Linked DNA regions of Mus musculus: region 2 is linked to region 1. The links are chromatin loops, found by intact Hi-C in ENCODE. Cell type or tissue: heart. All regions are shown on one strand. Links, peaks and the distances in the headings refer to the core of each region. The heading gives the core; the rest is flanking DNA. Region 1 holds the start of Tspyl2 (TSPY-like 2). Region 2 overlaps Iqsec2 (IQ motif and Sec7 domain 2).

Evidence for each region. A loop is a pair of places that touch in the nucleus more often than their neighbours do. Peaks named below come from ENCODE experiments on the same cell type or tissue, not always from the same donor. Only the 100,000 strongest peaks of a DNase experiment are listed, where the experiment ranks them.
Region 2: a loop joins it to region 1, with 2.0 times the contacts of the local background. A loop is called at or near these places in 1 of 42 quality-filtered maps.

What each region holds. Positions count from the first base shown.
Region 1 is chrX:152,340,941-152,343,853 of GRCm38, reverse strand. It overlaps Tspyl2 (TSPY-like 2), which reads left to right and starts at 1,370. Exons shown (of 7, transcript NM_029836.4): 1 at 1,370-2,314. The coding sequence starts at 1,529. Gpr173 (G-protein coupled receptor 173) reads left to right here. Exons shown (of 4, transcript NM_001359449.1): 4 at 1-256. In heart, for the core only: no CTCF peak of the experiment used is centred there; a DNase peak (open chromatin) is centred at 1,213; H3K4me3 peaks cover 2,146 bases; H3K27ac peaks cover 1,697 bases; H3K27me3 peaks cover 1,608 bases.
Region 2 is chrX:152,174,111-152,177,023 of GRCm38, reverse strand. The region is part of intron 2 of Iqsec2 (IQ motif and Sec7 domain 2); the gene reads right to left. Among named protein-coding and RNA genes, the nearest start is that of Gm52430, 28 kb to the left of the region's middle. In heart, for the core only: a CTCF peak has its summit at 1,528 (motif pointing right); no DNase peak of the experiment used is centred there; H3K27me3 peaks cover 464 bases.

The sequences.
Region 1 (2,913 bases), core at 247-2,746:
AATTGAGCTGACCCTATTACTCAGTTCTTGGCACACTCTATCATTGGTCCATGCAAGGTCCTTTTATTATTTTGCTTTGTCCCCTTCATCACCCATTCCTGATCCCATCCTTCCAACCCCACATAGGCACCGCTCTTCAGTACTTAATGTGTGTCCTTCCAAACCACCGTTCATGTGTTTATTTACTTATGTGTATCTGTGGAAAATATATGGTATTGATGTGTTTTAATTTACATAAACAGTATTGTACTATAAATCTTGCTCTGTTTCTTTTTTCACTTAACATTCTGTTTTTGCGAAATCCAGCCATGTTGCTATACATAGATCAAATTTATTCTAGTAGTCCATCTAAAACACATATCACATCCATTTTCCTGTTGATGGATTCTGAGGTTCCTTCCTCTGCTACCACAGCAAGGCTGCAATGGGCAATTATCTCCTCTCCTTAGGAATGTCTAATGTAGAAGAAACAAGCTCAGAGAGGGGCAGTGATTTGGCTAAAGTCACAGTGGAAGTCACCTGCTATGTGGATTCTAGAACCAGAGCCAAAACTCCACCATCGTGCCTCATCAAAGACCAGCCATTTCTGATCACAAACAAAATAAAATATAATATTAGGGTACAATTAATAGCCGCATTCATTTAGGAAAAGCTGGGGTAGAAATTATGTGTAGACAAAGAGAATTTTAAAGTTCTAGAAAAATCTAGCACATTAGTTGAATCACCTTTTTTTTTTTTTAATGACGCAGAGGAAGTTACTCTTTGCATCTGTGGAGCCATTTTGCAGAAATAGAAAAAGCCATGTCAAAACCTGACCACCAAAGCAAAAAGACCTCAGATATTTAAACTACTAGCAGTTCAAAGCAGCCTGCGACTGAGGGGCTACAGCGCTCACCCCACAGGCATAAACTGGTGGGGGAAGGGACAGATTTTAAAAGTGCGTAGTTGTTGGGGGAGTGGGGCGGGGAGAATGATAGCGAGGCTCTCTGATTTCATTTGAGCACATCTCGTTCCCTGGTGCTTGCGCACTCCCAGCCACCCTCCCCGGGCCTAGTCTTGTGGTCTTCAGAATCACTGGTACTTTTCCCATTGGCTAAAACATTGCAAGACTGAGGGTGAGGGGGCTCCTACCCTAGCTTTCCTCATAGCCAATCGCCCCGCAGTTTTCCTCTCATCACTGAGGGGCAGTCAGCCTGATGATTGGTGGGCGCGAAGGGAGCCAATTAGAAAATGATGATGTGTAGTGTTGGCAAGCGGATTGCGTGAGAGAAGGCAGGGGCTGAGGGAACGCTACCGCCAGCTCCGAGGCCTGCAGCCAATGGCGGGCAGAGCAGACGCCATGCCAGGGAGTGGGCGGGGCCTGGGCGATAGGCGCTGTGGGAGTGGGGCAGGCGCTGTGGGAGGGGACGTCAGAGCGAGGTGGTGAGCAGAGCTGGTCGCGTGAGGTGTGGCGGCTCCGCTTCAAGTGTGACTGGTGGCTACGGCCTTGTCTGAGAGCCGCAGAGCCAGTGTTGTGAGTGCGGTCACCATGGACCGCCCGGACGAGGGGCCTCCGGCCAAGACCCCCCGCCTGAGCAGCTCGGAACCCCGTCAGCGCGACCTGCCGCCCCCGCCACCCCCACCGCTCCAGCGACTGCCCCTGCCTCCACCCCAGCAGCGTCCGAGACCCCAGGAAGAAACCGAGGCTGCACAGGTGCTGGCTGACATGAGGGGGGTGGGCCCCACGCTGCCCCCACCACTGCCCTATGTCATTCTTGAGGAAGGGGGGATCCGCGCGTATTTCACCCTGAGTGCTGAGAGTCCCGGATGGGATCACGCAATGGAGTCAGGGTTCGGGGAGGCCCCTTCCACAGGGATCATGGAAACGCTCCCATCTTCAGAAATCTCTGGGGGAAGCCTGGCAATTGACTTTCAGGTTGCAGAGCCCAGCAGCCTCGGAGAGAAGGCCCTAGAAACCTGTAGCTTAGGAGGGTGGGGGCCCCAGATGTTAGTTGGTCCGAAGAGGAAGGAGGAGGCTATCATAATAGTGGAAGATGAGGATGAGGATGACAAGGAGAGTGTGAGGAGGCGGCAGCGTCGGAGGAGGAGGAGAAGGAAGCAGAGGAAGGCGAAGGAGAGCCGAGAGAGGAGTGCCCAGAGGATGGAGAGCATACTGCAGGCCCTGGAGAGCATTCAAATGGACCTGGAGGCGGTGAACATCAAGGCAGGCAAGGCCTTCTTGCGTCTCAAGCGCAAATTCATCCAGATGCGAAGGCCCTTTTTGGAGCGCAGAGACCTCATCATCCAGCATATCCCAGGCTTCTGGGTCAAAGCAGTATCCTTCTCATCAGTATGCATGGGCCAGAAGCCCATGACTGAAGGGGAGATGTGTGGAAGAGAGAGAAGAGGTGTGGGGGAGGGTCAGAGATGAGGATGATGAATCCCCATTAGAAGATTCTAGAAGGCGTGGAAGAGGGATGGCAAGAGGGCAAAATCGCATCTAAAACTAGACTGCAGAAGGGAAAAAGAGTAGCATTGCAACATTTAAAAAGAAAATGGATCCCAGACAATAAAAGAGGGAGGGGTAACGGAAAAGGCACACAGCCCATAAACGGAGCAACAGATAGAGAAAGGAGGAGAGGAGGGGGGAGTACAGGTGATGAACTGACTAAGGAGGGAGGGCGCATAAGCTCTTCGGGAAGCGTGCTCAAACCACACAAGGCTCCATAAACCTGGGTCTCTGCTTAGATACCTAGAAATCCCAAATCTGTCTACCATCCTCTCCATTAGAGGGGAGAGAGTAGAAATGGGATGGAACCCTGAAGAATCAGGAGAAAGACCACTTGGTTGTGAGGCTCAAGTGGTTAAATGAAGGGAAAGGTACAACAGGAAGAATCCAATCCACTATTGGTGACTGTTGAGCTCATTCCCAGG
Region 2 (2,913 bases), core at 162-2,661, 170 kb after region 1:
AAGGAGCTGAATGAATTCAGAGTGAGGAACTTTCTTCCAGCCACAGGGTACTAGTAAGTCCTTCATCTGGCAGGTACTGTGGACTAGGCACAGTGCTGGCTTCTAAAGGGAGATAATGTCCTGTCTTCAGGAAGTGTATGTCTGAGCGGAGACAGATATTATGTTCACATGGAGACAGGAAGGAGAAAGAATTCTATGCAGAAGAAAAGACCTGAGCTACTGCTTCCAGGAACTTCAAAGAGGCCAATGTGGCAGAGGTAACATTGCAGAACACACATGAGGCTGGAGGTGCAGGAGGGGTTCAATATTGCAAATCCTTGGAGGCCATCATAGGCTTTCCTTACTTAAACTAGGGTAAGTTTGGAAGTCTATGGTTCATTGCTAGGCAGGGAAGGGAGTACCTGTAAAGCCCCTGGAGTTGTATGGAAAGTATTCTCAGAGAAATATATTTTCTAGATTCCATCCGATACCTAGATGGATGTGTGATTCCAAAGGGTAGAGAAGCTTGCAATTAGATTCCATGCTTTAAATACCCAGTAAATAAGCAGGTATCATAGATCCTTAGGTGACCTAGCTCCCATCTTCCACCTTCAGCTAATCTTGGTCTCCCTCCATTTTGTTTTGTTTTGAGATAGGGTTTTACCTCAGAGTCCAGGCTGGCCTTACACTTGAGCTCCTTCTGCCTGCATCTTATCAGTATTATGGTTACAGAAATGTACCACATCCCCCCCCCCAACCTGCACCTCACCCAGACAGAATGACTTCTAATTCCCAGGCATACTCAGCGGCTCCATGCCTCATCTTTTTTTTTTTAATTTTTTATTGGGTATTTATTTCTTTTTTTTTTTAAAGATTTATTTATTTATTTATTATATGTAAGTACATTGAAGCTGTCTTCAGACACTCCAGAAGAGGGGGTCAGATCTTGTTACGGATGGTTGTGAGCCACCATGTGGTTGCTGGGATTTGAACTCTGGACCTTCGGAAGAGCAGTCGGGTGCTCTAACCCACTGAGCCATCTCACCAGCCCGGGTATTTATTTCTTTTACATTTCCAATGCTATCCCAAAAGTCCCCCACACGCTCCCCCACCCACCCACTCCCACTTGGCCCTGGCATTCCCCTGTACTGAGGCATATAAAGTTTGCACGACCAATGGGCCTCTCTTTCCACTGATGGCCGACCAGGCCATCTTCTGATTCATATTCCATGCCTCATCTTAACTTGTGCTCTCCCCCTGGCCTCCCAGAGCCACCTCCCCACCTGAATAGTCTTCAAAAATCAGCTAGAAGCTGTGTCTTCTGGGAACCTGCCCTGATCCCATCTAGGCAGGGTGAATCACCTCCCTAGTCCCCTTCCACCCTGCTCGTCTCTCAGCCACCTTCTCTCAACACTGTTCACAGTTTCATCTACTTAATTTGGAAATCTGTAGGAACAGGTGTCTCACTGATCCCAATGTCCCCAGCACCTAGCACAGGCCCAGCTGGTTATAAATGTTGGTGGGAGACGATATACACAGCACAGCTGCAAGATAGGCCAGTGGACACTAGAGGGCACTGAAGCCACTATAATATAGTGAGGCTAACATACAGACCCACCTAGGAGGTTGCCTGGTCCTGTACACATTTCAAGGAGCCCAGGAAGCATGGAAACTCCTCAGCTGAGCCCTGTAGCTCCCTAGCAGTGGTACAACTGACGGGGGCCCCAGTTCCAGCCTCCTAAAGTACACTCTTCTAATTTCCAGATTCTTCTCTTAACAACCCACTCCCACTGCAGACGAAGCTTTAGTTCCGCACAAATCCAGGTGCCAACCACGCCTCCCACACTTCCAGCATATAATACTGTCCATTTCATCTCACACCACATCATCCTCCCTTAGATCACTTCTACTCATCCTCTAAGTCTCAGTTTGGACCATCAGCTTGGGAATTGTCCCTGATACTAAGACACTAAGGCATTCTTATAATTGTGGATATTTTCTGTTTCCTAACCAGACAGGGGAGTCCAGCGCAGGGTCCATCACTTTACTGTGCACCATCTTATTTGCCATATTGAATCAACTGGTATTGGTAGCTACTCAATAAATCATCTTTGAATGAAGGACAAAATGCATGAATTGGCGAGTCACTTCACTTCCTCTAGATATGTTTGCCCACCCTTAAATCGCCTCTAATTGGCAGAATGGTCATGAAGACTAAAGATAATGTGTGTCAAGTAGTCTCTAACACTACCTAAAATTCAATAGATATTTTCAGAGCTAAAAGCAATAATTAGTATTTGGAATAATAAAAACAAAGTAAGAAGAGGAGAAAAGAAAAGAGACTCTGCCCGAGCCTGGAATAATCTCTGTCACGTAGACTTAACAGTAATACTACATATTTATTAAAAATAATATCAGCATCTCTTGCTGGACCAGAACCAGAAGGCCCCAGATGAGGTGTTAAGAAGACTTTAGTTTTAGCTAGAGGATGCTAGGTCAGGGTCAACTTCAGAGCTATGGGCATTGCCCTCACATCTGGAGACCAGTCATTACTGGCACAGCTGGTTCCTAACTCTTTACTAATAGGTGAAAACTTGTCTAAGGGGTCATTAATTCCCTCTGTAATTAATGTAGAAACTGCAGGGTTTGTATTAATGGAGAAGTAAGCTCAAGCGTCATGTTGCTAATATTGATAATGTGTGTCTGTAATTATATACTACAAATAACTATAAATGTAGTCACTGAACTAACAAAACAGAAAAATATCTAAAGTGACCATGAATTTGGTAGCAGCTACACCATCAGGACCATTATGCCAGTTGTTCTGAGGCTATGAAGACTGCCACAAACTGGTAGCAATGATCATTTGTACTATGCACTTGAAAGGTATTTTTGGACTGGACATGGTGGCACATCCCCTTAATTCCAGCACTC